Linked DNA regions of Homo sapiens: regions 1 and 3 are each linked to region 2. A link is a loop called in an ENCODE intact Hi-C map of the cell type or tissue named here. Cell type or tissue: Panc1. All regions are shown on one strand. Each heading gives the region's core, and the rest is flanking DNA. Links, peaks and the distances in the headings are about the cores only. Region 1 overlaps EXOC6B (exocyst complex component 6B). Region 2 overlaps EXOC6B (exocyst complex component 6B). Region 3 has its middle 220 kb from the start of CYP26B1.

Region 1 (10,246 bases), core at 2,593-6,592, 130 kb after region 2:
ATTATAAGTTACTCATATGTTATCCTGTCTATGAATGTCTCAAATTTTTTTCTCTTTTTCCATTTTTTTAATGGATGGACAATCCATGGGAAATGCTGCCATGAACAATCTTTATTTTTGTAATTAGGTATAATGCTTTTGCCAGTAAAACAATATAAGAAAACCCAACTCGACTCTTTTAATCAAAAAAGGAAATGATTGGGTCATTGTTTCATACAGGAAGATGTGATCTATGTTGGTTTGATCCAGTGGGTCCAACTTAATCTCTCTCTCTCTCTCTCTCTCTCTCTCTCTGGCTGTGTATTTCTCTGTCTTTGTTCTTAGGCTGGCTTTCCATGTGGTAGGAGAATGGCTGTAACATTTCCAGGTCTCGTAGCTGCAACCTCAAGAAGAGCTTTTCTGTTGTTCAACAGCTTTTCTGTTGGCTTTCCTTTAAGAGCAACAAAGCTTCTCTTCCAGTTGTTCATTAGCAACACTATTTTACTCGGTTGGCCTAGATTAAGTCACATGCTAATTCCTAAATCAGTTCCTGTTATCAAGGGAATTTCAGTTGCTAATTGGCTGAGACTTGGGTCTCAGAACCAATGAGTATGGTAAGGAGTTGGGATTACCTTTGTACTTAGCAGGGTGCTGAGAGTAGGGTTAGTTTCCAGAATTACCCTGGTTGAATGGAAGAGGATGAAATCTTAATTGAGAATTTCAGGTTAAGAAGGGGATGAGTGTAGAGGAATGGATGTAGGTTAAGCAAGCAGCAACATGTACCACATCCATCTTTTTTTCCATTCATGTTAATATTTCCTTGATAGACATGGTATTGCAGGCTCATAAGGAATGCTTTAATAGGCACTAACGAATTGCTGTGAAAGACAAATACATTAGACAGATGATTTTATTCAGGCTATTACAATAGGGAGAATGTTCATTAATGAAGAATATCTCAAGAAGGGAAATCTTGGGGTGCTATATGAAAAAAGGAGTCATTGAAGAAGGGTATAGGTGGGTCTTATTTTGGAATATGTGAAGATGTCATTGTCCTTTGTGGTTAGCTTTTTCTCAGAACACAATAATATGAAGGGATTTCTTTTCTTTTCTTTTCTTTTTTTTGAGATGGAGTTTCACTCTCGTCACCCAGGCTGGAGTGCAATGGTGCGATTTCGGCTTACTGCAACCTCCGCCTCCTGGGTTCAAACGATTCTCCTGTCTCAGCCTCCCAAGTGGCTGAGATTACAGGCATCTGCCACCAAGTCCAGCTAATTTTTGTATTTTTAGTAGAGACAGGGTTTCACCATGTTGGCCAGACTGGTCTTGAACTCCTGACCTCAGGTGATCCACCCCCCTCTATCTCCCAAAGTGCTGGGATTACAGGTGTGAGCCATTGGACCTGGCCGAAGGGATTTCTTAATCTTTCCTCTTTTCTAGGAGTGGAGGGCTCAGGTAAATTTCAACATTATCAGTCCCCACTTTTAGTCAAGATGAACTTACTGAACAACTAAGATGTCTTACTGAACAACTAAGAGGCAATCATAGACCTCCCGAATGGGGTGAAACAGGGTCTAAAAAAATAGTCTCTCATGAATTGTTTTTTTGTATTATTCCTGTAAAACTTGTTGAACCATCTGTTGAGAGTCTGTAGCAAAGATTAGAACTCTACAGGGTCTTGGCCGGGCGCGGTGGCTCAAGCCTGTAATCCTAGCACTTTGGGCGGCTGAGGCAGGCTGATCACTTGAGGTTGGGAATTTGAGACCACTGTGGCCAACCTGCTGAAACCCCATCTCTACAAAAAATACAAAAATTAGCAGGGCATGGTGTGGTGGGCACCTGTAATCTGGAGGTGGAGGCAGGAGAATTGCTTGAACCTGGGCAGTGGAGGTTTCAGTGAGCTGAGATCGCGCCTTTGCACTCCAGCCTGGGTGACAGAGCAAGACTCCTGCCTCAAAAAAAAAAAAAAAAAAAAAAGAAAAAAGATTTGAGCTTTGGGGACCCTCTGCCTAGATTTCAGAGAAAGTATGAAAATACCTGGATGCCCAGGCAGAAGTTTGCTGCAGGGGTGGGTCCCTCATGGAGAACCTCTGCTAAGGCAGTGTGGAAGGGAAATGTGGGGTCAGAGCCCCCACACAGAGTCCCTACTGGGACACCACCTAGTGGAGCTGTGAGAAAAGGGCCACCATCCTCCAGACCCCAGAATTGTGGATCCACCCACAGCTTGCACCATGCTCCTAGAAAAGCCACAGACACTCAACACCAGCCTGTGAAAGCAGCCAGGAGGGGGGCTATACCCTGCAAAGCCACAGAGGTGGAGCTGCCCAAGGCCGTGGGAGCCCACTTCTGGCATTAGAGTGACCTGGATGCGAGACATGGAGTCAAAGGAGATCATTTTGGAGCTTTAAGATTTGACTGCCCCACTGGATTTTGTGTTTGCATGGAGTCTGTAGCCTCTTTGTTTTGGCCAATTTCTCTCATTTGGAATGGCTGTATTCACCCAATGCCTGTATCCCCACTGTATCTAGGAAGTAACTAACTTGCTTTTGATTTTATGGGCTCATAGGCAGGAGGGACTTGCCTTGTCTCAGATGAGATTTTGGCCAGTGGACTTTTGAGTTAATGCTGAAATGAGTAAAGACTTTGGGAGACTGTTGGGAAGGCATGATTGGTTTTGAAATGTGAAGACATGAAATTTGGGAGGGGCTGGATTGGAATGATATGGTTTGGCTCTGTGTCCCCACCCAGATCTCATCTTGTAGCCTCCATAATTCCCATGTGTTGTGGGAGGGACTCGGTGGGGGATAATTGAATCATGGAGGCGGGTCTTTCCCATGCTGTTCTCTTGATAGTGAGTAAGTCTCACAAGATCTGATGGTTTTAAAAACTAGAGCTTCCCTGCACAAGCTCTCTCTTTGCCTGCTGCCATCCATGTAAGACGTGACTTGTTCCTTCTTGCCTTCAGCAATGAATGTGAAGCCTCCCCAGCCATGGAAACAGACTAATACACTGTAGTTATGTGAATTTATTTCTGAGTTCTCTGTTCTGTTCCAGTAGTCTGTGTATTTGTTTTTATGCACATACCCTGCTCACTTGGTTACTATAGCTTAGTAGTATATTTTGAAGTTAGGTAGTGTCATGTCTCCAGCTTTTGTTCTTTTTGCTCAGGTTTGCTTTGACTATTAAGGTCTTTTTTTTGCTCTTATATGAATTTCAGAATTTTTTTTTCTATTTTTGTGAAGAATGTCATTGGTATTTTGATACAGACTGCATTAAATCTCTAGGTCACTTTGGGTAGTACGTCCATTTTAACAATATTAATCCATGAACATGGGATATCTTTTATTTGTATCTTCTTCATCTTCTTTCATTGGTGTCTTCTAGTTTTCAACATATAGATTTTGACTCTTTTCTAATAATACTTAAACATTTTGTATAGCTGTATAAAGGTATTTTTATATGCTTATTTTATAAGCTTTTTTCTATTTTTAAAATTTGTGTTTATTTTGGTTTACATTGAAAAATTTTAAAAACCTAAGACACAAACATGTATATTAGTATGGGCCTACATAGGGTCAGGATCATCAAGATTGCTGTTTTCCACCTTCACATTTTGTTTCACTGGAAGGTCTTTGAGGAAATAACATGTATGATGTCTTCTATAATAACCATGCCTTCTTCTGGAATACCTCCTGAAGGACTTGCCTGAGGCTGCTTTACAGTTAACTGATTTTTTAAAATAAGTAGGACTATACTCTAAAATAATGATAAAAAGTATAGTATAGTACATCCATTAACCAGTAATGTGGTTCTTTATTATCATTATTAAACATTACATACTATACATAATTGTTTGTGCTTTACTTTTATGTGCCTGGCCACACAGTGGTTTTTTTTTTTTTTTTTAATATCAGCATTACCGCAAACGTGATTAATGTGTTAGAGTCACTTCTATTTTCTGTATGTTACTTTCTTTTTTTGACCATAAATGTTACTTGACCATGTGACAGCCCTGGAGTAGCTCTGAACCTATTCTGGTTTGGGGGTTAGGCCGATAATGCAATTTGTTCTTTGCTCAGTTGAACTCTGTTAATTTTAATTCGTCTAAAATTTTCCTTCTAACAAACTGAAGTTGGACTTTTGAAGATGGCATAGTCCTAGAAATGAGAAATAGTAATGTAAGATTCATGACCTGAAAGTTGCATAGTATGATTTCATATATAAAATTATTTATATAATAGTTGATATGTATATTATATCAGTGTGTTTACTTTCACTTTTTGTTTTATTTATATTGAAGCTTTGTTATTAGATGTCTGAATCTTAATATTAGATGGTCTTTATCTCTAGTACAACCTTATGAAGTCTTAGATATGAGCACAGCTTTTCCAGCATCTTGTTTTTGTTTTTCTTTCCTTACCTCCTCCCTCCCCCATTTAAATATTTTGTTCTGCTCTGCACCAAGGGAAGCTTCCTTGCATTCCTCTCTAGTTGGAGATTTAGTTATGGTATATTCTTACTTCTATGGTGTAGTCTGTTGGAGCTCTGTGTGGCAGGGAATTTCTTATAAGACTCCTGAGGATCATCTTGGATGGAGTTTTCACTTCTGCCCTCCTCTTTTCAAGCTCCAAAGTGAACCCCTCTTTCTGGATTGTAATTGGCAAATGCCCTCAGTTCAGGATTGTCTTTAGTGTTTTAGTATTCTCCCTACTTCTTTGGGTATGAGCTTTCTCCTAGAATTTGTCCTTGTAGTTCTGCAGTAGTTTATTAGCATTTCAGTGCTTTTGACTTTATGTTTTGAATATTTTAGCTAACGTTTTTACTTGTTTTAAGCAGAAGTGCTGGTTTGAGTAACCTAGCTCTCCATTACTAGAAATATAATTAATTACTCTTATGATTTGTTGTTGTTATTATTTGGAAGTTCCAAAGTTTATTTGGAAGTTTATTTGTTGATGCTATGGTCCTTCTGAGAAAATTTGTATTAGCGTCAGTCAGGTGATTGGGAGGTGGGGACCACTGATTACTTGAGTCCAATTTAAATTAAATTCTTAAGTTAGTGTTTCTTGAGCTCCAGATCCATATACAGGCTGTTCAGTGTCCATAAATGCTTAAGGAAATTCCCCTCTTTATCTCCTGGTTCCCTGCCCTGCCCCTGTTTCATGAAGAGTCATTGTCAAAGCAGTCATGTGTCTGTACACTATGATTTTGTGGGATATATATTCTCTACTTCATTTTTTATTAAATGTCTAGTCCTTTTGTTGTTAGTGCCTTTCTAACAGCATTTCCAGTTTGATCCCTTGCCTTGCATAAGCCAGAGGCGCTAATTCCTATTCCCTTTGTGTATTCATTAAAAATGAAGCTCTAGGCCAAGAGTTGACAAACCGTTTTTCCATAAACGGCCAGATAGAGAATGTTTTAGACTTTACAGATCATATAGTCTCTGTTACCACTATCCAACTGTGCTTTTGTGGTTTGTGGAAAGCAGCTGTAGATAATACTAACATGAATGAACATGGCTGTGTTGCAAAAAAAATTTATTTTTATACACTGAAATTTGAATTTCATAGAATTTTCATTTGTCAAGACAACTTTTTTATTTTCAATCATTTAAGGATTTAAAAACTAAGCTTACTGACTATAGGCCAGATTTGGCTTGTGGGCCATAGTTTCCTGACCCCAGCTATAGGCCACTAAGATATTTTTTCTCCACGATCCTCTAATTTTGGACCTTTTAGATTTTTTTTTTTTTGCTTCCATGCATGCTTACATATGAAATTCAAGTGTCTTTCTGTTTATCCAGTACTTTGTGTATTTTGCAGTGGGAAGATTTCAATATATATGTTGCTAGTTTCATAATCTGTTTTATCATTTGATATTAAGTAATATTTGGTGAAATATGAAGAAAAAATGGCAAACCATTCCTTATTTTAGATTTTATGACCCTGTCTGATTTATACTTTGTTTTTGTATAACTATAAGAGTCTATGCATATTATTTTTGTTCTGTATTTTTGTTTAAAGTTTTTGGGCTTTTTATTGCATTTTCACAGTCTCCATATTATTTTAATGAATATATAATATTTTTCATTAATTCAATTAACTTCCTTATCTGGGCATTGGAGTTTTCCCCCCAGTTTTTTATTGTTGTTGTTTATTATAACTGACTATAGGCTTAAAAAAAGTGAAAATAGTTTTTGTTTCCTTTCTTGTTTCATTTTGTTAAGATAGTTTACAAACATTTAAAGGATGATTATGACCCTGTTTGAAGACAAGATCTTGTTTTATTACTTTTTTCACTCCAAATGAACTCCACCCAGCAAATGCCTGCTTAATAAAATGTTTTGTTATATGAACACTGATCATTAAGTCAAAAAATACATCGAAATATTTAACTCTGATTTTATCATCATTAAAATATCTTCAGTTGTTTATCCTTAGACTTTTTACGCCCTTATAATGATGCAATGATTCCTCTCTCACCCATCCCAGAAAATTGAAGCTGACATTTGTTGTAGCTTAAAAAAACCCCAAATGCTACTGAGCTAGCTGCATGATTTTCTTAAAAATGTATTTTGTTCTTTAAAGACATCCAATAAGAAACTTTTTTGAGTACAGACATCAGTTCTGTAATGTTTGGAATGCATACATGTGCTTACAAGAGAAAACTTGAAACAGTGGGGCTTAAACAAATACGGAGTTTATTTTGTCTTGTAAGGAAGTATAGGGAGGTAGGCAGTCATCTAGGGCTGATGAAGCAGTAGTATGATGCTAGTTGGGTCCCAGGCCTCTTCTGTCTTTCTGCTCAGGCACGCAAATCCAGTTGTAGCTTTTAACCTGATGCTTTATCCTCCCATAATTTTAAGATGGTGGTTCTATCTCTAGCAAGAAGAAAAGGAGAAAACAGGAAGCAAAAGCTGAGTTGTCTTTCCCCTTTTGAAGAGCATTCGTAGAAACCTCACCTGATGACTTTTGTATACATCTCAAAATGTGATTTTTTTTTTTACTTAAGCGCACTGCCACTTCTAGCAAGATTGGAATTCTGTTATTATGGGAGAAGGAGGGAATTGATAATGGATAGGCAAAGACCAGCATCTGCCTCACTTAGGATACTACCTTTATACAAACTTTAAAGGAGAATCATAGAATTGAAGTTTTTGCTGCTAAGGCACAGTAGTGTTTATCATACTTGGTGCACCAAGATGATTTTTTCTTTTTTTTTTTGAGACAGAGTCTCGCTCTGTTGCCCAGGCTGGAGTGCAGTGGTGTGATCTCAGCTCACTGCAACCTCTGCCTCCTGAGCTCAAACCATTCTCGTGCCTCAGCCTTCCGAGTAGCTGGGACTACAGGTGTGCTCCTCCACGCCTGGCTAATTTTTAAATTTTTAGTAGAGACAGTTTTTGCCATGTTGCCCAGGCTAGTCTACGGCCTCAAGTGATCCACCCGCCTCAGGCTTCCAAAGTGCTGGGATTACAGGCGTGGGCCACCACGCCTGGCCCCAAGATGATAATTTTTAATGTGAAATATTTATTGTTTAATTTATAGTCTTCTTTCTATGCTTTTTTGTCAGTATAGTTGTGTATGTACGTTTTATAAGATTTAGATCATACTATGTATATGGTTTTTAATTCTGATTTTTACATTTAAACTGTTATATAAAATAAACTTTTATCATATAATTTCTTTATTTCTGACAGCTTCAGAACTATGTCCCATGATGTAGTTGTACCTTAGTTTGTTTACCAACTCTCCTACTGTTAAACATTTAGCTAGACTATTTATTTATTTATTTATTTATGCAACTATGATTTGGGGGAAGAAATTTTAGATTCACAGAAAAATTTCAAAGATAATATGAAGTGTTCCTATATCCTCCTCAACCAGTTCCCATATTGTTAACATCTTACATTTACATTTGTCAAAACTGAGAAATTAGTACTGGCACATCACTACTAACTAAAGTCTAGATTCATTTGTATTTCACCAGTTTTTCTACTAATACTCTCTTTTTGTTTCAGGATCCAGTCCAGGGTAGCACATTATTTAGTTATCATGTCTTGTCAGTCTCTTTAGGTCTGTAATGGTTTCTAAATCTTTCCTTGTTTTTCATGACCTTGACAAGCCTTTTTTTGTTTTTTTTTTTGAGACAGTCTTGCTCTTTTCCTGGGACTGGAGTGCAGTGGCACGATCTCGGCTCGCTGCCGCCTCCTGGGTTCAAGTGATTCTCGTGCCTCAGCCTCATGAGTAGCTGGGATTATAGGCATGTGCCACCATGCCCGGCTAATTTTTTGTATTTTTTAGTAGAGACGCGGTTTTGCTATTTGGCCAGGCTGGTCTTGAACTCCTGTCCTCATGTGATCCACCTGCCTTGGCTTTCCAAAGTGCTGGGATTACAGGTGTGAGCCACCACACCTGGCCACCTTAACAAGTCTTGGGAGGTACTGGTGCATGTCTCCCACTCTGGGTTTATCTGGTGCTTTTCTTATTATTAGAGTGGGATATGGATTTTTGAAAAGGATACCACAGAAATGAAGTGCCCTTTTAATCATATCACATCAGGGAATTCATGATATCTACATGACATCACTCACTGGTGATGTGAACTTTCATCACAAGGAAGGTGGTGTTTGTCAGGTTTCTTCACTGCGGAGTTTTCCGTTTTTGGCTTTATTCCTTGAAAGTGGACCGCTAAATGCAGCCCATGCTTAAGGTGGTGGCATGGGGCATGGTGGTGGAGGGTATTAAATTTCACCTCTTGGCTGTGGTATCTATGTAAACTATTTGGCATTCCTCTGTAAGGAAGATTTGTCTCTTCTCTCCCCACCTTACCCCACCTCTTATTAATTTATTGATTTGCTCCTTTGTTTATATCAGTATGGACCCACTAATATCTTATACTTTGAGTTTTAATACAATACTATGTTATTTATTTTGTTGCTCAGATTGGGAGTTCTTTCAGGCTACCTTCTATGTCCCTTAATGTACCCCCATATTTTTATATTTTCAGCAATTACTTAATCCCTGTCCCAGTCCAAGAATCATCCATTTTCTTTTCCATGTAGCACTAAACACTGCGTTAATGGAGAATGGTATTTAGAAACCAAGATCTGGTTGCTGGGAGTACTTGGTTCTACTGAGGTGTCACTGCTTCTGTTAGATTGGTGCAAAAGTAATTGTGGTTTTGCTATTTTAATAGTTCTCTTCAATGGATAGCGCAAAGTAATTTATGTTATGCCAACCTATGTATACACACTATGTATATACTTTTAGTTTTTTATATCTTTTAAATGGTTTGACTGTTTATATTTCTGATAATATGCTTTGTTCTGAGATTGATTTGCTTAATATTAAGATAGCCATACCCACTTGAAGCACTTACTTTAATATTTAATATAGTACCCATAGTATTATAGACCTCTGCCAGCAACAGTTTCTCTGTGTTCGTTCACCTAAGGATGTGTTTATTCCATCTTTATTTTCAAAGGCTATCTTCACCAGATCAAGATTCTGTTAATTTTTTTCTTCAGCACTTTAAACATGTCATTTTATTGTCTACTGATTTCATTGTTTCTGATGTTAGTTGTATTCAAATTGTTTTTTCCCTAAATATAATGTGTCTAATTTTTCTTGCTGTTCTTAATGTTTTCCCTTTATTACTTGCACAGAGTTGACTAAGTATGAGGCTTTTTCTATGTGTGTGTGCATGTGCATTAGTTTTTATATTTCTTGTTGTTTATTGATCTTCTTGGACCTCTAGTTTGAAATCTTTTATCAGTTTTGGAAAACTTTTGGCCAGTATCTCCTCAAATATTTTTTTCTACTTTATCTTTTGTTCTTTTCCTTCTGGGAATCCAATTATACTTTTATCATACTCCTAGATATTAATGAAGGGGCTCCTGATCCTTTTTTCTGCACTTCAATAGTTTGGACTTACTAATGCTTTCTTCTGGTTTGTTTAGTCTACTTTTTTTTTTTTAATTATTTTTATTTTTTATTGATCATTCTTGGGTGTTTCTCGCAGAGGGGGATTTGGCAGAACATCCAGTAAGTTCCTTATTTCAGATATTACGTTTTTCAGTACTAGAGTTTCTATTTGGTTCATTTTTGAGTTTTTATTTCTCTGCTGAAATGGTCTACCTTTTCCCTCTTGTTTGATCCAGTCTTTTCTCTACATTCTTTACACATTTACAGTAGTTATTTAAGTTTTTGTCAGCTAATTTGAATATCTAGGTTACTTATGGGTCTGACTCTATTGCTGTTTGTTCTCCTGA
Region 2 (10,246 bases), core at 2,358-6,357:
ACATATACATCTACAAATGAGGTTACTTACATTTATTAGGGTTTGATTCAGAGATTCTAGGAAACTTGCATGGTCTATTTTGTTAAGTCCACATTAAATCTACATGCATAAGTGGATCATGGCTATTCACTGCTGTGTTTCTACCATACTAGTGTTAACCATTATTGGTTTGTCTTTCTCTGTTAATAGCTTAATGATACCTATCATCAGAACCATAATGATAATTTTAAGTGTGGAGACCGAAGTGTTCCAAAAATTATTCATTTTTCTTTTTTCTCTCAGTAGAATCATGTTTCAATACTTAATACACAGTCTCTTAATATTTGCATATGTCTTCAGAGTAATTATTTAATTAAATATGTAGGGTGGTGCAAAAGTAATTGCAGTTTTGTGATTTTTTTAATGGCAAACATTAAAAGTAGTGGCAAAACTGCAATTACTTTCCGCTTTAATGGCAAAAATTAAAAGTAATGGCAAAACCGCAATTACTTTTGCACCACCCTGCTACTGAATATCTTTTGTAAAGAATCTGGAAGAGTTTTATCAACATGCCCTAGATTCAGACTCATTATGTTGATGATAGATACTAAGTGAACTGGTCATTTCATCTAGCTCCAACATCACATGTTTAAGTGTTAAACTTAACACACTGAATTACATGCAGTGAGACCAGAGCTAACCTACCAAGTGTATTATAACTCCTAAACAACTGTATTAGTACTCTGCTTTCAGCAGTTTTCTAGGTTAGAGTCAATAAGTATCACCAGGCTGTAGAGGTACTTTTTTATATCTTATCTTATAATTAGCAGCAACATTCATGATCTAACTTTTATCTGCCAGATTTCATGACCACCACTGAAAGATACAATGAAATAAAATCTTTTTGCACCTAACACAAATAGATACAAAGGACAAAGTGAAGCCACTAATAATCCTGTTTTGCCTTTATATCTTCAGTTACTGTTGGTGATTACTTGTTCTAATAGTGTGACATTATCATAGTAGCAATTATGGCAGTCTCTATGTTCTTAATTTGGAGTTTCCTTGTTTTCATTAGTTTATTTCCTAATAGTCTGTTGTTGATTTGACTGATGTTTTGGGACAATTCCCCCTTCTCCACTTTCCTGTGGTATTTAACCAAAACCAGGTTTTAGTAGGCCCTTTGGCTAGGTGTCAGTTGAAGCTGCTCCACCCTGCTTTTATTCCTCTGGAAATAGCCATCATTGGGGTTCCCTTCCTGCCTTGAGAGAAATCTGCATCACAGCATTCTTTTGGTTATATGGGCTATCTTTGTGTGAAGCCAGTTGGATACCTTGGTATCTTCAGAGCTGGAAAAAGGATTTGAATGTATTTGATCTCCTGTGGCAGTACAAAAATATTTGGGTATAGTGTTCAGTTAGAATTCATGTTAACTAGCATATGCTTCTCCTGTCATTGATGATGATCTGATTGATCTCCTTCATCGTTATGCACCCAGAGCATCCAGATTACAATACTAAGGTTGGAATTAAACTGATAGACAAACTGAAGTAAGGAGAAGGGACTTTAAACTCCTTTTGACCTCCTGCAGTTTCTCTTTCAACATCATGCACAAATCTGTTTTTCCACTTTATTTTTAACATTTGGAATAAACAAAAATACTAATGATGCTTTTATGGAGCTTAATGAGAAGAAAATGTTTGAGGAATAAAACCATGACAGAAGTTTAAAAACATATATATGAAAAAGAAAAGACCAGAATAAACTCTGGAATTTTTCCTTGAATTAATCAAAAACAAAAACCAAAATGTTCAGTTCATTGTGTCTTGAAGTTCTCCGTGGTTCTGAAAACATCTCAACAGAAATGCTTTGTATCATGGGATACACTTTTGCATCCACCTCTGAAACAACTAGAAATCCTCATCAGTTAGTCTCCTACCTTTTTCCATCTTCATCTTATATGGAGGACCTCCTCTGTGCCAGGCTGTGTGCCAGCAGGTAGAGATAAAATGGGTAAGACATAGTCTCTCCCCACAAGGAGATTAGCATTCTAGTATGGGGAGATTGGCAAGTGAATGGACAATCAGATATAGTTTAATAAATTCTGTAAAAATGATAATCACCGAGGAGGAGCACATAATAGAATCTATGTGATTAGGGAAGGTTTCCCAGAAAAGGTGCAAGCTGAAAATTGAGAGGCAAATGGGAGTTACTCTTAACTAAACTAGAAGCAAAAGGAGAAGAATGGCCTAGGTCCAGGGAACAAGATTGCTTTGTAAAGTGTGTAGACTCTGACTTGCTCTTGGTTGTTTCTTTGATTTGCTTGTTACCTTTGAAGACTGAACAATGTTGCATCATTTAGGATACTTTCCTTTGCAAGTAGCAGAATATCAAGGGAAAGTGGCTTAAACAATGGGAAATTTATTAAGTCATATAACATGATGTTTGGAGATAGGGCTGTTTCAGGATTGCATCACTATCAAAGAGCCGAGTGTTTTCCATTTTCCCCTTTGCCATTCTAAGATTTTTTGGGCAATATCTTCTTCCTTTTCAGAATGGTTACTGCATCCTCAAACATTATGCTTTCACAGGACAATGTCTAAGGCAGGAAAAGCAGTTTCTTTTCCTGAATGCTTCAGGAAAGAAAACCTTTTCTTGGATCCTCACTGCCAGATTTTCCTTCTCATTGGTGAGATAAGTGTGTCACTGACCACCATATATTAACTGGTCACTCACAAAGAGAATGCAATTACCATGATTGGTTTACAGACTAATTAATATTTATCCTTTGTGGTAGGACAGAAATATCAGAATGAATTGGGACTCTTCCAATAGGAGGAAGAAGAGAATAGTTGTGTAGGCACAACTAATAGGCAACTTACTCATCTTGAAGTAGAAGTTTGTCTCTCTCTCTCTCTTTTTAAACCACTTAGCTTTGTGTTGGGCTTCATATTGCATTAGCTTTTTCTGTTTTCTTTGGGGGTCAGGCCTAATTGTATCGTAGCAAGCAATTAATTTTGATTAAGGCATTTAACTTGCCTGGGCCTCAGTTTCCTTGAGTGTACAATGAGAGCTTTGTCTTCCATCTCTAAGACCTGTTTCAACTAACATTTTGGGGGCCCATGCCACCTGCTTGCTTTCCTTGTTCAAAGAGATAGACTGATGCAGTAGAGAGGACACTTTCTAGCTATGTGAAGTTGGCAAGTTGCTTCATCTTGGGTTACAGGTTTCTCATTTATAAAATGGGAATAATGTCTAATTTATAAGATGCATTGGATTTAAATGAAATAATGCTTATAACATTATTTTTCCTCCTTCTTTGACAAGCAAATTTGAATTAATATAGGCTCTAAGCAAGTGATATAATCCTGTAGTGGTTTGGTACAGGTGAATGGTAAATATTTGTTCAACAGAATTACTCAAGTGCCATTTTATAAATTAAGATCTCTTAATATGCACATGAAATTTAGGTGGGCTATGGATATAGTATCATTATGAAATCTAGAGCTATGCACCAGATAGTTATACGAGGATAAATAATTTACTTTTTGCACAAACCGGTGGTTTATTTGGGGGTTTTTGGAAACCAGACTCCACATGGCAGCATTTATTTAGTTGAGTCAAATTTAGGCTATAAAAAGTTTAGTTAATTTCCATATATTTCTTCTTGTTTGCCTTTTACTAAGTACTATAGTAAAGTATATACTTTACTAAGAATATTATTGAGATTATCACAAATAATTAAACTAGTGGTGCAGTTTATTCCATAGATTGTCTTGTTTAACTGCAACATAACCTGGACATGTCAAAAACCTATGCCTTTGTTCTCAAGATCCTGCTTTCTAATAGTAATGGAAATTTAAACATTAGAGTACCTTACATATCATTTAGTAATCAGCTATAAGTCTCTGACCAACAGGTATTATGGAATATAGTTTTTAGATTTTTAAGCGGTCCTGTTTACTTGTAAGGCCACATCATTTCAAGGAATGTTAGAAAAGGGCCATCACTAGATGGCAGTCTTTCTCTACCTTAAGGTATTAAAAGAAAAAAATGCCACACTTTGTTCGACTGCATTGTTGACTACTGATATTAGATTAGCTTCAGTAGTAAATTTCTGACCTTTTCAGTGTTTAAGTCTTGTTTATTTTTGTTTTTAGCCTTTTATATCTGATGGATATGTTGGTTAGCAAAGTGTTATATTTAAATGTGCTTGAAATGCTGATTCATGGTGAACTGTTAGGTAGTGATCAGTCATAATTGCCTCTTCCTTTGGTAGACAATTTGAAATAAAATCTTTAAATTTGTGGTTTTTAACCTATTTGGTAACCAGATGGAAACTATTGGAAACTTTTTTTCTTAAAAATGCATATATGTACATCTACCTATATATACAAAATCCACCTAGGATCTGGGAATCATGGATTTCCTGAAACATACCTATGGAACACAAAGTCTTTTAAATATAGTCTTTATCCCCTGTTTTAAATATGGGTGTTTTACGTTTTATTCTTTCTTTTTTTTTAATTCTCAAAATACTCTGGCGATCTACTGCAAACCTTTCATGTTATTCTGCATAATAATTAAAGAGAATATTACAATCATAATGGTCCTAAGATAGGAGTAACAGATGGAGAGTAGTGATAAGCAGGTAGAAACTTTATTAACTTGTGTTTTATTTTGTTTTTTAAAGAAATGGGATCTCACTATGTTGACCAGGCTGGTTTCAAGCTCCTGGCCTCAAAGCAATCCCTCTATCTTGGCCTCCCAAAGTGCTGGAATTACAGGTGTGGGCCACCACCCCTGATCCATTAACTTGTTTTGAACTACTGCCTATTTATACTATTCTACAAATGTATGATCTTAGCATTGTTGACTAAACTTGAAAGTGGAGGCGAACTGTAGATACTTAAAGCTAAGCTAGTACTTTTAAGAGAATTGTAATTGATTGCTTCCTATTTTCTAGATGAGAAAGTTGAGGGTCGGAGAGATTAACTGGATTGGCCAAAGACCTATATATAGCAAGCTAATTACAGTGCTAAGATGAAGGCCACATAGTCAGGCAGCTAAAATCCACATTTCCTTTCTTAGGTTTTTGATTTTTTTTTTCTTTAAATAGGAAGATCAGAGAGCCTAGGGAGGCATTATTAATATAAGTTCTGCATTTCTTAACTTTGGAATTTGCTTTTCTGTGAGGTTGTCTTTTGTGACGTTACCGTAGATCTCTGGAGGGAAGAAATGAAAAGAAGTTTTACCCAGTAGAATGAACTATACTTGCCATTTAACTTAGAAGTATATTGAGTCAAGTCAGGGTGTACTGAATTTGAAACCAAGAGATTGTCTACTATTGAATAATATATCAGCTTATGCAATTTATATTGAGGAGTTTTCGGTGATTCTTCACGTTCTCCAAGTGTCAAGGTAAATCAGTATCTTTACATGGAAACCTTTCTTTTCCTTTCCTTTGAAAGGGGGAAAAGTTAAGCTTATTTGAGATTACTTGAAATGTCAACGGTAGATTCTCTTATGTATTCCAAACAGCTTTTTCAGGCAAGTGGTTATTCTACAGTTTTCCTACTTGTCAAAGCAGAGATTGTTTATAATTTATTTGACAATCTCCCTTTATTTCAAAGGAAGGAGAATGAATCCAGATTGCTCTGCCTTTTCTGAAGTAAGTGTTCAGAATCTTGACTGGAAGCCAAACATGTACAGTCATATGTTGCTTAGCAGAGAGGATATGTTCTAAAAAATGTGTCATTAGGTGATTTTGTTGTTGTGTGAACATCATAGAGTATACTTACACAAGCCTAGATGGTATATAGTCTACTACACACCTAGGCTATATGGTATAGCCTATTGCTACTAGGCTGCAAACCTGTACAGTATGTTGCTGTACTTAATACTGTAGGCAGTTATAACATACTGGTAAGTATTTGTATATCTAAATGTAGAAAAGGTAATGTGTTGCACTACAATACAAAGCCTATGACTTCACTAGATAATACAGTGGGACCACCATTATATATGTGGTCCATCGTTAACTAAAACATTATTATGCAGTGCATGACTATTCCTTTCATCTATGGCTACTGCTGAGTTTTGGGTGGTAGAACTGACCTCCTGTGGGGGGTGTGGTTTCTGATCCAGAGGATCAGCATAGTGATCCAGTACCCAGAAAGGATTATAGAACCAGAAAATGTTGGCAATGAGCAAATGAGTATTTCTTGAACAAATGTCAGAAATCAAAGAGTCCTTAGAGATAGTGTTAGTCATTCTTTACTCAGTGAATGTTTACTTATTGTCTACTACCTGTCTGGCACTGTTATAGAGGTACAGTATGACAGACAAAATTCTTGCCCTTGAACTTACAATCTAGTTGAGGTGGGTTGTGGGGAGGCGGAGATAGACAACATATCATGGACGGTGAGGAGGAAGAGATTGTTCAAAGGTATAGGGGATGAGCATTACTAGTATAAGAACTGCAAAAACAAAATTCTTGAGGCGGGAAGAGGCTTTAAAAAAAGCCAGGGTAGCTGGAACTTAGAGGATGGAAGGGAATTTGGGTGGGAACTAGAGAAAGGAGAGAAATGAGGTTAGAGAGGTAATGTGAGGTTACATTATGTAGGGCCTTACAGGCAGCAGTAAAGAATCAAGATTTTAATTCTGATCATTTTTGTTACTGTGTGGAGTGTCTGTTTTGGGGCAGGGGGTGGAGTAGATGGAAAGTGCAGAATGGAGACTGTCAGGAGGCTGTTGCATTGGTCCATTGTGGTGGTAATGTAGATTTAGATCGTGTTTTAGTGGAAATGGTGGAATATGGTAAATGTTAAGACATGTTTCGGAGGTTGAGTTGTCAGGACTTATTAATGTATTGGATAGGGTATGTGATGGAAGGAGATAGATTAGGAGTCATTCCTAGATTTTTGGCTTGGGCAATTGTATAGTGTGCCTTTAGCTGTGATGGGATGGGTAGGCGGTTGGGAAATTTGAGGAGGAACAGGTATGGGAGTGGAGATACATTAGTAATAAATACTTTTTTTTCTACGTTAAATACTGAGATGGCTTTTAAAAACCCAATTGGAATTAAATAGTAGCTGGATATTAGAATCTAGTGCTCAGGGAAATGCTCTGAATTATAGATTAGGAAATCAGCACTACAGAGATGATATTTTAAAGCCATGGAATTAGATGGCTTCGCTTAATGAGAGAGCACAGGTGGAGAAGAGAAGAGATTTTAGGAATACTTCGGAATGTAATAGAGGAGGAGGAGCTGAGAATGGATATTGAGAAGGCACATCAGTGAGAGGTTAAGAAACATGTTAGTATGGTATCATTGAAGTCTACTGGAGAGAGTGTTTAAAGAAGGAGAGAATATAAAACCATATCAAATGCTGCTATTAGGTGGAGTACAATGAATACTTTAGTAAGGCAAAGAAGTGAGGAAGTGGAAGGGAGTTTTGCTGGGAAGGGAAGAGGGATGTGTAGTTAAGGGCAGGATTTAAAAAGACATGTATAGGCTGTGCTTGGTGGCTCATGCCTGTAATCTCAGCACTTTGGGAGGCAAAGGTGTGAGGACTGTCCAAGGCCAGGAGTTCAAGATCAACCTGGCCAACATATTGAGACTTCATCTTTTATTAAAAAAATAAAAACAATTATATTTAAATAAAAGTTATGTTTATATACACATGAGAATCATCTAGTAAAGAGGGAGAAATATATGTTACCAAGGAGGGATAAATGGGAAAACTTGCAGGAATAAAATTCTTGAGACAGCAAGAGGGACTGAATTGTAGATACGAGCTTGGAACACTTATTTTATCGTTACTGGTGGGTGGAGAGTAGGAGCTACAAATGTAAAGTAGACTGGTTGATTTTAATGAGGGAAGAGGAGGTAGTTCTTTGTGCCTGTTTTTTTCTGTAAAGTATATAGTCAGATCAGCAGCTGAGGCTGAAGGTATGAACATTTGAGGAGAGGACAAGGTAAGGTTCCCACACATAAGTACTTTAGAATACAAAGTGATTTTTCTGGGATGTGAGATGGGGGAATGGTTGTAGTAGAATTATCTAGCGATATTGACTGCCTAATTTAGATTTGTAGTTACATGGCTACCCTGAGTCTAGCCAGCACAGCTGTGTGTTTTTTCTCTAGCTGTGTTCAATTTCTTGAATATGCTCATGGAGCAATTGGATAGTTGAATTTAACTAAAATTGAGCTTTTCTAGACTAGTTAAATTGAAAAAGAAAGATACAAGGGAGTTGTAATTCAGTCTTTTAATTTTATGATGAGAATTTTGTGACAAATACTGTCAGGCAGTCAAATATTTTGGAATGAATAAGAAAGCAAAAGTTTCGATTTTCCTTAAAAATACTCATTTAACAATAAGGCATGTTAATATACAGTTGGATTATTTTGTGGCTTATGTGCCCTAAATTTGCTTCTGGATTTATAATTTTGTTTTTCCTTCTTAGAAGTAACCATGGTATAATCTTCGTGCCATTTTTTTTTAAAGGTCTGTTTATGATGGTGAAGAACATGGACGTTTCATGGAGAAGCTTGAAACTCGTATCCGTAATCACGACCGAGAAATTGAGAAAATGTGCAACTTTCATTACCAGGGCTTTGTGGACTCTATAACTGAACTGCTGAAAGTGAGAGGAGAAGCCCAGAAACTCAAAGTAAGAAGGCTCTAAGAGATACTGTTTCTCCGTCCTGTGTTGGGGTTTTGATTAGGATTAAAGGATTAAGGATTATAACATAGAACACATATTTGTAGTGAAGATTTTTGTATAATTAGAAAGGAATTTATACTGAAACGTACATTCTTGAGAGTATGGCTTTTTAGCTAAAAACAATACCCACCCCCCCTTTTTTTTTTGAGGCGGAGTCTCGCTCTGTCGCCCAGGCTGGAGTGCAGTGGTGCGATCTCGGTTCACTGCAAGCTCCGCCTCCTGGGTTCACGCCATTCTCCTGCCTCAGCCTCCCGAATAGCTGGGACTACAGGCGCCCACCACCACGCCCGGCTAATTTTTTTTGTACTTTTAGTAGAGACGGGGTTTCACCGTGTTAGCCAGGATGGTCTCGATCTCCTGACCTCGTGATCTGCCCGCCTCGGCCTCCCAAGGTGCTGGGATTACAGGCGTGAGCCACCACGCCCAGCCAAGATTACCCTTTTAAAGTTATATTTTAATTGGGATAACTACATGTGGACCAGAACCAGTGATCAGTAGCTGGTTCTTTTAAACAGAAACTCAGTTTGACTCTTCATGTTTCTGTTTCCTTGCTGGATAAAAGCTATCATTGTAGAATGATAGAATTTCAAGGCATTGCTATAAAATTCTTTGTAGCATGCCACCTAGGCCAAAAGAAAAAAACCGTTGGTTGTTGTGGAGGGTCTTCTACCAAAGAATGAAGGTTATTTCCTGGTGTGGCTGATTAAGGTCCAGGAAGGAGGCTAGGCACATTTGTCTGGTCCCTGGCATAGCAAAGTCACTTATCTTAGATAACTCATTTTGCTTATTGATCTTAAATCTAACTACTTCAGTAAGCTCTTCTGTTATTTCTAATAATTTATATGTAATTTGAGTTTTCTATGTAAACACTCCTCATATGATCTGTAAGTAATAACAGTTTTATTTTCTTCTTTCAAGTCCTTATGCTTTTAATTCTTTTTTTCTTATTGAAATTTGAATTAGAATCCTAAAAGGATTTTCCTGGGCATGGGGTTAACTTGACAGTGAGTGTAAAATTCGTTTAAAAAATATATTGGTAAGGAAAGCAAAGAAACAGTTTTACTAAGGGGCAAAGTGGGCTGTCAGACATTATATTGTATTCTAAAGCTATAATAATTTAAAAACTCAATTGATTATAGATAGTTTCATGACCTAAATCACATGAAGCTATCAAATTTCTTATTTTATTTAGCATGAATTTTTGTGTTTTGCTGCAGAAATATTAGCATGTTTGATTATATGGTGCTATCCTAGTCCCCATTGGGTGGGGGTATTATGTAATATACAATATTTACCTTAATATCTTTAAAAAATTTCCAAAATGCTTAAGTTTAAACACATTAGGTCCTAAGGTTTTAAAAAAGAATTTATGGACCTGTACAACAGTATCCAGCCATCTTAAGAAATTATATTGCCATCATAATTAAATCTCTCAATAGTACCCCTCTCAGTTGCTTTCTCTACTCTAGAGGTAACAGTCTTTTGATTTATTGTTAATGTTCTTTAATGCTTAACTATTTTCATTTAAAGTAAGTTA
Region 3 (10,246 bases), core at 3,694-7,693, 820 kb after region 2:
GTCCCAGAGAGGAGAAGTGACCAGCCAAGATCATAAAACCTGTGGGCAACTGAGCAGGACAACTGCCCAGGCTCTGGACCCCTCTGCCCTGCAGGCTGCACAGACAAGCACGACCAGCTCAGTATAGCCTACCAAGGTGGGTCCTAGGGACCTGAACTAGGAACAAGGGAATTGCACCGCGTGGAAGAGGCCAGTGTTTTGGAGAGGAACTTGGTAGTCGAGAGAGGTACAGACAAAAGGAGGAGCATTGTTGGGCTGTCCCAGTGCTGCTAGACAACAGCTTCCGGTGCCTTCCCTGAGTTGCGGAGATGAACACGAAGGAGGGTTTCAGGAGCCAGGAGTGGTGCTGCTGACCACTGAGGCTGCAGATGTCCCCCTTTGAACATGATCCCTGTGGTGGTGGTGGGGGCTTGTGTGGGGTCACGGGGTCCCTGGGGTGAAGCTGTGCTAGAGAAGAAGGGTGCAGTTCAACTTGGGTAGTCTCTGTGAGAATGGAATCAAAGGTTCCTTGAGGTGTGGGTGAGATTGAAGGGCACTGAATAAGGTTGGGCTGGGCATGTTTTGTGGTGGGTTGGTGTGTGTACAGGACTTGAAGGCCCAGTGTAGCTGGGGGTTCAATGTGGCTAGGGGATCGGTGAACCGTGGGCAAGCTTAGGGCTGCCATCAGAGTGCCCTCTCTTTAAGTGGAGGGGCAGTGAGGTTTGGCACGGGGTGTTCTGCTTGTAGCCAGGTTGAGCATTAGTGTGACATTTGGCTTCAGGGTTGACATGTCTTTGTTAGGTAGACTTGGGCTGGAGGTTAGGGCATGGATGGGGTTTGAAGATCAGTGTAAGCTTGAGACACTGAGGGTTGGTCTGAGGTGAAGTTTGGTGAATCAGCTTTGGTAAGGCTTGGTAAGTCTTCGTATGAGGTGAAGTTCTAGAGTTAAGGGTGTGGCCTTGTTTTAAGGTCTTGGGTTGGCTGGGATTGAGGTCATTGTTTGGTTAAGGTTCATGGAGTCAGTGAGTGTTTAGCTTGGGGTGTCTGTGCCAGGGGCTCTAATTAGGGGGGTTAGGATCCATGGGAGGCTGGAGATGGGAGTGACAGGCCATGATTGAGATTGGGGTCGGCCTGTGGTTGGGCAGCTGGCAAACAGCTGGGGCTTGGTGGATCAGTGTCTTCTAGAATTGAGAGGGTTTGCGTGTGTGTTGTCTGGGACAGGGAGCCGGTGTGTATTAGGGGTTGGGGCATCGCCATGTGTGACTGAGTTCAGAGAGAAACACGTGGCTAAATGTTCCAATGTGGTTGTGTCTTGGGCCAGTGTGTGGTTAGGGATGAAACTGAGGCATCAGTGTGTAGTTGGAATTGGGGGATCAGCATGATTTGGGGTCACTTGTGATTGAGGATTCGAGGTGCAGCTGTGCTTGCAGTGTGAGGGTGTTTGCTTATTGTGTTCATAGGTTTGAGGGTCAGGGTACAGCCAGATTTGGGGTAGGCAGTGTGTGTTTGGGGATTAGGTAGTGAGTGTTTGAGGTTCAGTTGGAGGGGTTAGGGTATGGATGAAGTTGGGGAAAGGGTGCATGAGGAGTCTCTCAAGGATGACTCCTAGAGGAAGGAAGTCTCATAAACAGACACTTGGAGGCTGAGTCAGAATGAGCCAACAACCTGGGCCAGGGTTCCACATGCAGAGGGGTTGGAGGTCACTGTCGCTGTGACACAAGGGTGAGAATGGGCTGTAGGAATTGGTGGAAAGGGAGTTTATGGAGTCAGTACTTGGTTTCGAGTGGGAAGTCCTGGGAACGGACCTTCTTAAATGGGGCTTCTTAGGGAATGCAGAAACCAGGGGACCCAATGATCGAACTTACTTGAATATTTGGGCAAAAACAGTGCAGCAAATGCTACTGCCCACACACCCTTGGTCCTCACCATCCTTAATATGCTGACAGCTTTGTGCCGCAGCACCTGTGACTCTGTCTGAGGGTGTTGGCTGGGGGAGCAGGCTCAGTCCGCACTGAGCAAGCCGGAACGGCCTGATGCCAATGCCCAGCGATAGGCCAACACGAAGACAGGCAGGAATTGGTAGATAAATACCCCGGCTGCAGGGCCTTAGCCTGCCTGAGTGCCTTGCCTGCAATCGTCTCTTGCTCATTTATCTACCTGGGGTGGGCTTCCTTCCTTCCCCAGCTCACAGCGCCACTGCCTTGTGTTGTTTCCTGGGATCACAGCCCCAAGTACAAGGACTTGCTCTCACACCCTTGTCTCAGGCTTCCTCCCGGGAACCTAACCTCAGAAAGACACTTCAGTGGTAAAGCTAACAAAGACAGACTGTGGAGCATGAATTCCACATGACTCCTGGAGATAAAGCAAAAGCCCTGACAGAGAGCACGAGCCTCTGAAGTGGGGGCTCCCTGCCTTAGCTCACTAGTAGGGGCTTCCATTTGGGAACCCCAGCTGAGCTAGAGGGCAGGGGAGGTGCGGGGTACCTCCTGGAGGTCAGCCTCCTGGGTACAGACAGGGTGGAGGAGGGTGGGGCATAAGTCTAAAGGGGCAAAACAGCAGGTACTGAGCACTGCTGTGCACTCGGGGTTGGGAAATCGGCATGTGGCCAGGGGTGTAGTAAGTGGGTCGCTGGCATTCAGGTTCCTCAGCTTGTTTCTTCTATTGTAGTATCAGCATGGAATTGAGCTGGCTTAGCTTTGAGGTTGTTCTTGTCCTAATGACTTTGTGGGGATCAATGTGCCGTTGCTATGGGCGGCCAGAGTAGCCCAGTTGTGGTCACTGCATGGTGGGTGACCCTATTAAATCATGCTTGGGGTTGGGGATTATCCCATGGAACTGATGTTAGGCGTCGACAGTGGTCATGGATTTCCCTGGTGGGAGGGCATGTAATTGGTTTGGGAGTACAGTGAGTCACTGGTTAGGGGTCAATATTTGAAACAGTTAGAATGGGGATCGAGATTTATCCAAGGGAGCTGACAATCTGTATAGTACCTTTGCATGGATTTTTTAAAAGGCCCCTCTCTGGACAGAAGCAGCCCTGTCCCTGTGGGATAGGCATGGTACATCAGGTGCAGGTTAGATTTCAGCCTCCACTTGTCCTCTCATCTGGGTGCCTTTGGGCAGTGACCAACCTGCACTACTGTACACGTCAGCCCTGGGAGCGGTTGGGGTCTCTAGCAGGGTGTCCTCACTAACCCAGCCTCAGCGGTGCCCACGTCCTCCAGCCCTCTCCACAGTTGTTGCCTCCAGCTGTCCTGTTCTTTCACAAGGAGCCTGGGTGGGTTTCTGCAGCATGAGCCTCTGCACTCTGTAAGGCTTGGGAGCTGGCTTCCTGGAGTGAGGGTCAGGGTCAGGGTTCGAGTCCTGGCCACGTCGTATATGTGTCAGAATGAGCAATGCCTTTTTAGGTCACATATACTTTGGACTTCAACACTGCTTTATGTAGGCCGTAAAATTAATAGGTGGGAACTAGATTTATGGGCCCCGCTGGGCTGTTCTTTGCTTGTTAGGTTAAACACACTGATTTCCTGGTACAAAAGTGCTTGTTAAAATAATCTCCCCCAGCATGTTCAGAGGGGACATATCTGTCTTTTGAGGGGGTTGGGAGAAGATCGCGGCGCCCCATCCCCACCACCCCTGCTGGCCCACCTGTCATGGCCTCCCCCAGCCCCAGCTGGGTGTATGATGGAATGAATGATCATGTTTCTGGGTGTGAGTGGGGGGCCTAGGGAAGGAACGCACCTCTGTGCAGATAGCACCAGAGCCAGATGCACCCTCGTGTCAACCCCCATCCACCCTGAAGAGCCACTGGCCTTAGTTCCTGCCATATCTCGAGAAGGAGGGCTAGAATCAGAGGGAGGTGTGTGTGCGGGAGGCACAGTGTGGCTGGAGGGGAGCCAGAGGATGTCCTAGCTGTCGCTTCTGAAGACTTGGAAGTCAGAAATGGAGGCGGAGAGGAGGCACAGGCCCTGCTGCCTGAATGCCTCAGCTTCTTCCAGCTCTGCACGCCCTCAGGTGACCCTGTGCTTGCAGATACACGGGGCTCCTCCTCATCTCCCACAGTGCCTGAGGCAGGCATCCTCCCTGAATGACTCACCCCTCCCGGGGGGCAGAGACTGTCTTGCCACCTCCTGCCCTGGTGGGGTACCCTTTCTTCCCCTGGGGGTATGTCTGGTGGAGTCACAAGAGGGCTGGATTTTGCAGAGCTTGTCAGGAACTTCTGACAAGAACCAGGTTGCTCACAGACGTTCTGGGCAGAGCAGGGGCCGGAGCATGTTGGGTCCAGTTGAGGGGAAGACAGTGCTCTGAGCAACTGCAGAGACACCCCTACAGTGCAGGAAGAAAAGCCCAGGCTGGACCAACTCAAGAAGCGTGGTTGGCACTTAGTGGGCCCATGAGATGCTGGTTGAATGACCGTGTGCTGATGGAGTGCTTGGTGCCATCTGCTTGCTTGTTTAAATCCAGCTCGTTTTGAAACCCTCTGAAGGTGATGTTTCCCAGTCCTTGAGCCCATGGCAGTGCCTGGTTCCATGGAATTCCAGGGTGCTCACTGAGCTCCTTTCCTCCCTGCTCGTGTTTTTTCAGGCATCATGGCCTGTTAATCTCCATGGCTTGTCAGTGTTTCCCTCCTAGGCTGCACTCCTCACCCTCCTCTGTCAGCCAAACTGCTCAGTCTTGGAAACTCACTTCAAGACTGCTCCTCTAGGCTCCCATTGCCTTTTGTATTTGATATTTGCTGTCATTTTGGTAAAACACATGATCTACTCCATGCCTAATTCTCTACATGTGTTCTCACATTTCATCCTCATGAGGTCAATATTATACCCAATTATAGATGGATGAAAAAACTGAGGCCCTCTGACATCAATGAACATACCCAAGGCCACCCAGCCAGCAAGTGGAGGAGCCAGGCTTTGAGTCCGGGTCTGAGGACTCTGGTCATTGCTCAGCCCCACCACCTGCTGCCCTGCATGTACCTATTGTCAATCATTATGAGGCTTAGAATCATTGATTTGTAAAACCCAAATCAGCTGGCTGGGCCCCAGGAGCAAGGATATTGTCTAGATCTCTTTTGAGTCCCTAGCCCAGTGCAATGCTAAATGCATGGTAGAAATGCAGTATCTGCCTATCAGTTGAGTTATGATGTTACAACTACAGAGACTTAGGCCTGGGTTTAGACTGCCTGGTAAGAATCTTGGTTCCAGTATTTCCTGCCTCTGAGGCCTTGAGCAACGTACTAAACCCTTCTCTTACTAAACCCTTACTAAACCCTTCTCATGTGGAAAATGAGGCTAATAATAGTACCTATCTCAAAGAGTTGTCGTGCAGCTTCAATGAAATGCTCTGTATAATATGTTTACGACAATGCCTGGAATACACGCTAAGAGCTCAGCATCTCTACTTTCTATCACTATCCTAACCGACTTGACGCTCTTCTTGTTCTGAAATACTGCCACCTGCTGGTAGGTTCCAGGTGCAACCACCACATGCCATTAGTGCCCAGAGCAGCTGCGCCTCAACTGGCTCCCACCTGATCCCTCCATTTGGACCATCCTCCTCCCCTCCACCATAAGCCTTGCTGCTCCTCTCCTTCCAGACCCTGCACACAGCACCTCCTTCTGGGAGCTTCCTTGAGTATCAACCCTGCACAACAGTGAGCACAGAGCCATGTCTAGCTTTCTTTCCCCCTCTGTGCTCCCATCCCCTGACTATTTATTTGGTTGCATGACTTTTAGAGCCAGGATGATGTAGATTTGGACTCTGGTGCCAACACTTAGTAGCTGTGTGATATGGGAAAAATTACTGAACCTCTCTGAGCTCCACGGTTGAAGGACCCCCAGTAAACAGTTCTGTTATTATTCATCCATCTACCCTCTTGTTTCAGTCAGCCTCTGGTGTCCCCCTCAGCTTCCCACAGAGCACTGCTTGCCTTCTGGTTCCCAACTGCATACACCCTCTTAGCAAGTTCTGAAGATTTGTCCCTCCAGTAACCACGGGGCAAAGGGAACAACGCAAGGAAGGGGTTGCCCCGAAGTCAAAGCCCATTGTAATGGTCACATGGAAGGACCTAGGTCCTCACTCTTTTAGTTCCATTCTTGGTTCCCATGTGTTTCATCTTAGGCCTTGCTTGGAGGGGACCCAAACTTCCTGTCTCTCCTGACCACACCCCATGCTCTCCCAACACAGCAAGTTGGAGGAGCTTGGCTTACTCCAACTCCTTCTGGAGGGGGATCTCATGGGGACTGATCTGTAAGCATGGGGGCTGGACCACAAAGTTCTCCAAGGTCTTTTCTAGCTCTGGCATGCTTTGTATCTGAGTCAACCATATTTTGGCTTAATGACTTCCAAATGTCTGCCTGGGAGAACTTGCCTTTGCACCAGTAGCTGACACCACCCCACACAGACCCATGAAAATTTGCCAAGCCCCAAAGATGGGAACTAGGTGTCCTGCTCTTGAGGGAAGACTGACTTCTCTTTCAAATCCAATCCAAGAAGGTCCGAGGCTGAGAAATAACTTAGGTTCTGACTCTGGGTGGGAGACAGTCCTGGGCAACAAGGCAACTGCTCATCTCTCCCATCACTTATCTCTAAGATGAGCACAGCATCCTACTGTGATGGAGGCCTCTGCAGGCCCCTGAAATGCACCACCCATGCCTGTGATCTCACCATGAGCCTCCCTCTTTTGGGTTCAGCATTTGCTTTACAAGTTCATTTTAAACATAGCTTTGGCCCAGGAAGGGTGGCATGTTTTGTGCCTGTCCCTCAGGGATGTGTGAGTTTTCCAGACCCTCGCAGGCAGCCTGGGAGTTCTCAAAGAGGCAGAAGGCGGTGAGGGAGGGCTCCAAGGGGGCCGAGGCTGGGGAGCAGACACTCAGACAGCCTTCACTGTGGTGCAGAGCCTGCCCACAGGCCTGGTGGATTAGAAGGGGTATTTGGTGAGTCCACAACCAGCCCGCGGCGGCAGGGAGCTTTGCTCAGACTTTGTAGACCATCCAATGGCCTCTTTCAAAACAGGATTTTGATGAGTTAAGTGTAAATGAATCAGAAACACATGGGTTGGATTTCCCTCCAAATGCAATGGGGTTTGAATACAGCCCAGGGAGAGAAAAGGGGGTCTGGGAAGGAAAGACGTGGCTTAATCAAACAGGTCTTTTCTTATTTCTATTAACTGTTGCCACCACTGCCTCATGACTCCATGTCCTTTATCATCTGGCCACCCCATCCTCAGGAGTGGGAGACCTGGGTCTTTGCTGCCTGTGCCCAGCTGAGGACCCAGGGCCAGCCCTAGTGGCATCAGACTCAGGGGGAGCTAGACTTTCCTAGACTCTCTCCGGCTGCCATCCAGCATGCCTGGCAGAGGCACTGGAAGGCTTTTCTCTGGAGACAGTGCTTCTGCTCATCCTAGACTCCTGAGGTGGGGGGACTGGAGAGAAGAGGGTAGAGCTGGGGGGGTGCAAGTCCTCCTTAGGGTGACATACTTGTTTTACAGGGACTAAGCTCTGGTCTTGGAATGTAATGTCTCTTGAGTATGCAACTTTTGAGACAAGACTGTGTCTTCAGCTATTTAAACCACATATATGATTTCTTCATTATAAACATCATACTCTTTGTCTTTTGTACAAATCTAAAAGCATAGAGAAGCAAAATAAAAGAAAAGCTACCTATAACTCCCACTCAGAGGTAACTTGTTAACATTTTGGTACAATTGCTTCTAGGCCTATGTTGTGTGTGTGTGTGTGTGTGTGTGTGTAAGTACAGATTTAAAGCCATGCAGAATAGAAAACAGTAAAGTGTAATGGTTAGAGTTTTGAGTCTAGTAGACTACGTGAGTTCAAATCTCAGCCCCACCACTTACTTGCTGGCATGTTTCATCAACTTCCTAAACCTCCGGTCCCTCATCTGAAATTGACAAAACAATAACAGCAATAATGATATAGTAGTTGCCAGGATGAAACGGTGTAACACATAGAAAGTATCTAGAGGGCTGCCTATTGTGCAGTGGCCAGTCCATAGTTGTGAGCTATTAGTGTTTCTATTTTTCCTATTCTGACATAAACATCTCCCTGGGTCATTAACATTTTCTATAACATAATTGGATGCCTGCCTTCTTGTCTGCCGAACTTTTATTTTAAATGTCTATTATAAATAACATGGGTAATAAACATCCCTCTGAATGTTAAGATGGGAAAGCTTGAATCTGAGTTTTTCCCACACAAATTTGTTTTTGTGTGAGTTTATTTGCATGGAAGGAATTAACATGGAGAATATTTATGCTTGTGAACTTGGGGAGAACTAGATGATTTCTATTCCTATAGCTTTGCCTTTTCCAGAATGTCAAATGTATTAGCCCATTCTCACATTGCTGTAAAGAACTACCTGAGACTGGGGAATTTATAAATAAAAGAGGTTTAATTGACTCATGGTTCTGCAGTCTGTACAGGAAACGTGGCTGGGGAGGCCTCAGGACACTTATATTAATGGCAGAAGGCAAAGGGGAAGCAAGCACATCCTATGTGGCTGGAGAAGGAGGAAGAGAGAGCAGGGGGAGGTACCACACTTTTTTTTTTTTTTTTTTTTGACGGTGTCTTGCTCTTGCTGCTCAGGCTAGAGTGCTATGGCGCAATCTCTGCTCACTGCAACCTCTGCCTCCCAGGTTCAAGCAATTCTCCTGCCTCAGCCTTCCAAGTAGCTGGAATTAAAGGCACTCACCACCACGCCCAGCTAATTTTTTGTATTTTTAGTAGAGATGGGGTTTCGCCATGTTGGCCAGGTGGGTCTCGAACTCCTGACCTCAGGTGATCCACCCACCTCAGCCTCCCAAAGGGCTGGGATTACAGGCGTGAGCCACCATGCCTGGCCTAGGTATCACACTTTTAAACAACCAGATCTCGTGAGAACTCACACACTAGCACGAGAACAGCAAGGGGGAGGTCTGCCCTCATGATCCAATCACCTCCTACCAGGTCCCTTCTCCAACACTGGGGATTAGAATTTGACATGAGATTTGGGTGGGGACACAAATGCGAACCATATCATCAAATAAGTGGAATCAGATAGCATGTAGCTTTTCATGTGTGGCTTCTCTCGCTTTGTATATAATGCTTTTGAGATTCATTCATGTTGTTGCATGTATCAATACAATCATCCCTTGGCATCCCTAGAAGATTGCTTCAGGATCCCCCATGGGTATCAAAATCCATGGATGCTCAAGTCCCTGATATAAAATGAGGTAGTATTTGCATTTAAGCTATGCACATTCTCCCATATACTCTAAATCATCTCTAAATTACTTATACCAAATACAATGTAAATGCTATGTAATATATTGTATCATTTAGGGAATAATGATAAGAAAAAAGTCTGTAAATGTTCAGTACAGATGCAACCATCTATTTTTCTTTCCAAATATTTTCAGTCCATAGTTGATTGAATCCACAGATGCAGAACCATGATTAAGAAGGGACAACTATATTGCATTCCTTTTTATTGCTGTGTAGTATTCCATTGTATAGATATAATTTGTATATCCATTCACTAGTTGATAAACTTTTGGGTTACTTCCAGTTTGGGACTATTATGAATAAAACTCATGAAAATTTACATACCACTCATTTGGGTGAACATATGTTTTTATTTTTCTTGGGTAAATTCCTAGGAGTAGAATTACTGAGTCATGTGTATATAGTAAGAGTATGTTTAACTTTATAAGAAACTGCCAAACTGTTTTCATAAGAGGCTGTACTATTTTGCATTTCCACTGGCAATGTTTGAAAGTTCCAATTACTCACATCCCTCAGTAGCATTTGGTATTGTCAACTTTTTTAACATTAGCCATTTTAGGGGTGTAGTGGTATCACATTGTGGTTTTAATTTATATTTTTCCTAATGATTAATGGTGTTGAGCATCCTTTCATGTGCTTATTTGCTATCCATGTATCCTCTTTGGTTAAGTGTTTAAATCATTTGTACATTTTTAAATTGGGCTAATTGTCTTCCTATTAAGTTCTAAGAGTTACTTTTATATTTTGCATGCAAATTCTTTATTACATCTGTGTTTTAAAATATTTTCTCCCAAATGTGTTGTGTCTTTTTGTTTTTTAAAATTGTGTTTTTTGAAAAGCAGAAGTTTTTATTTCAAGGAAGCCCAATTTATCAATTTTTTTTCTTGAATGAATTATGATTTTTAGGTCATAGCTTTGCCAAACCCCAAGTCAAAAAGATTTCTTCCAAAGTATTTTTCTACAGGTTTTATAGTTTTAGAATTTAC

What was found. Hi-C counts contacts between places; a loop is a spot of excess contacts. Peaks named below come from ENCODE experiments on the same cell type or tissue, not always from the same donor. Only the 100,000 strongest peaks of a DNase experiment are listed, where the experiment ranks them.
Region 1: it touches region 2 in a loop (2.4-fold over the local background); 12 of 110 quality-filtered maps call a loop at or near these places.
Region 3: it touches region 2 in a loop (5-fold over the local background); 56 of 110 quality-filtered maps call a loop at or near these places.

Annotation. Positions count from the first base shown.
Region 1 is chr2:72,609,228-72,619,473 of GRCh38, reverse strand. The region is part of intron 6 of EXOC6B (exocyst complex component 6B); the gene reads left to right. Among named protein-coding and RNA genes, the nearest start is that of EXOC6B, 210 kb to the left of the region's middle. In Panc1, for the core only: no CTCF peak of the experiment used is centred there; no DNase peak of the experiment used is centred there.
Region 2 is chr2:72,739,713-72,749,958 of GRCh38, reverse strand. It overlaps EXOC6B (exocyst complex component 6B), which reads left to right. Exons shown (of 22, transcript NM_015189.3): 2 at 8,490-8,655. Among named protein-coding and RNA genes, the nearest start is that of EXOC6B, 81 kb to the left of the region's middle. In Panc1, for the core only: CTCF peaks have their summits at 3,773 and 3,981 (motif pointing right); a DNase peak (open chromatin) is centred at 4,028; H3K27ac peaks cover 805 bases.
Region 3 is chr2:71,919,324-71,929,569 of GRCh38, reverse strand. No RefSeq gene overlaps it. Among named protein-coding and RNA genes, the nearest start is that of CYP26B1, 220 kb to the left of the region's middle. In Panc1, for the core only: CTCF peaks have their summits at 5,167 and 5,444 (motif pointing left); a DNase peak (open chromatin) is centred at 5,399.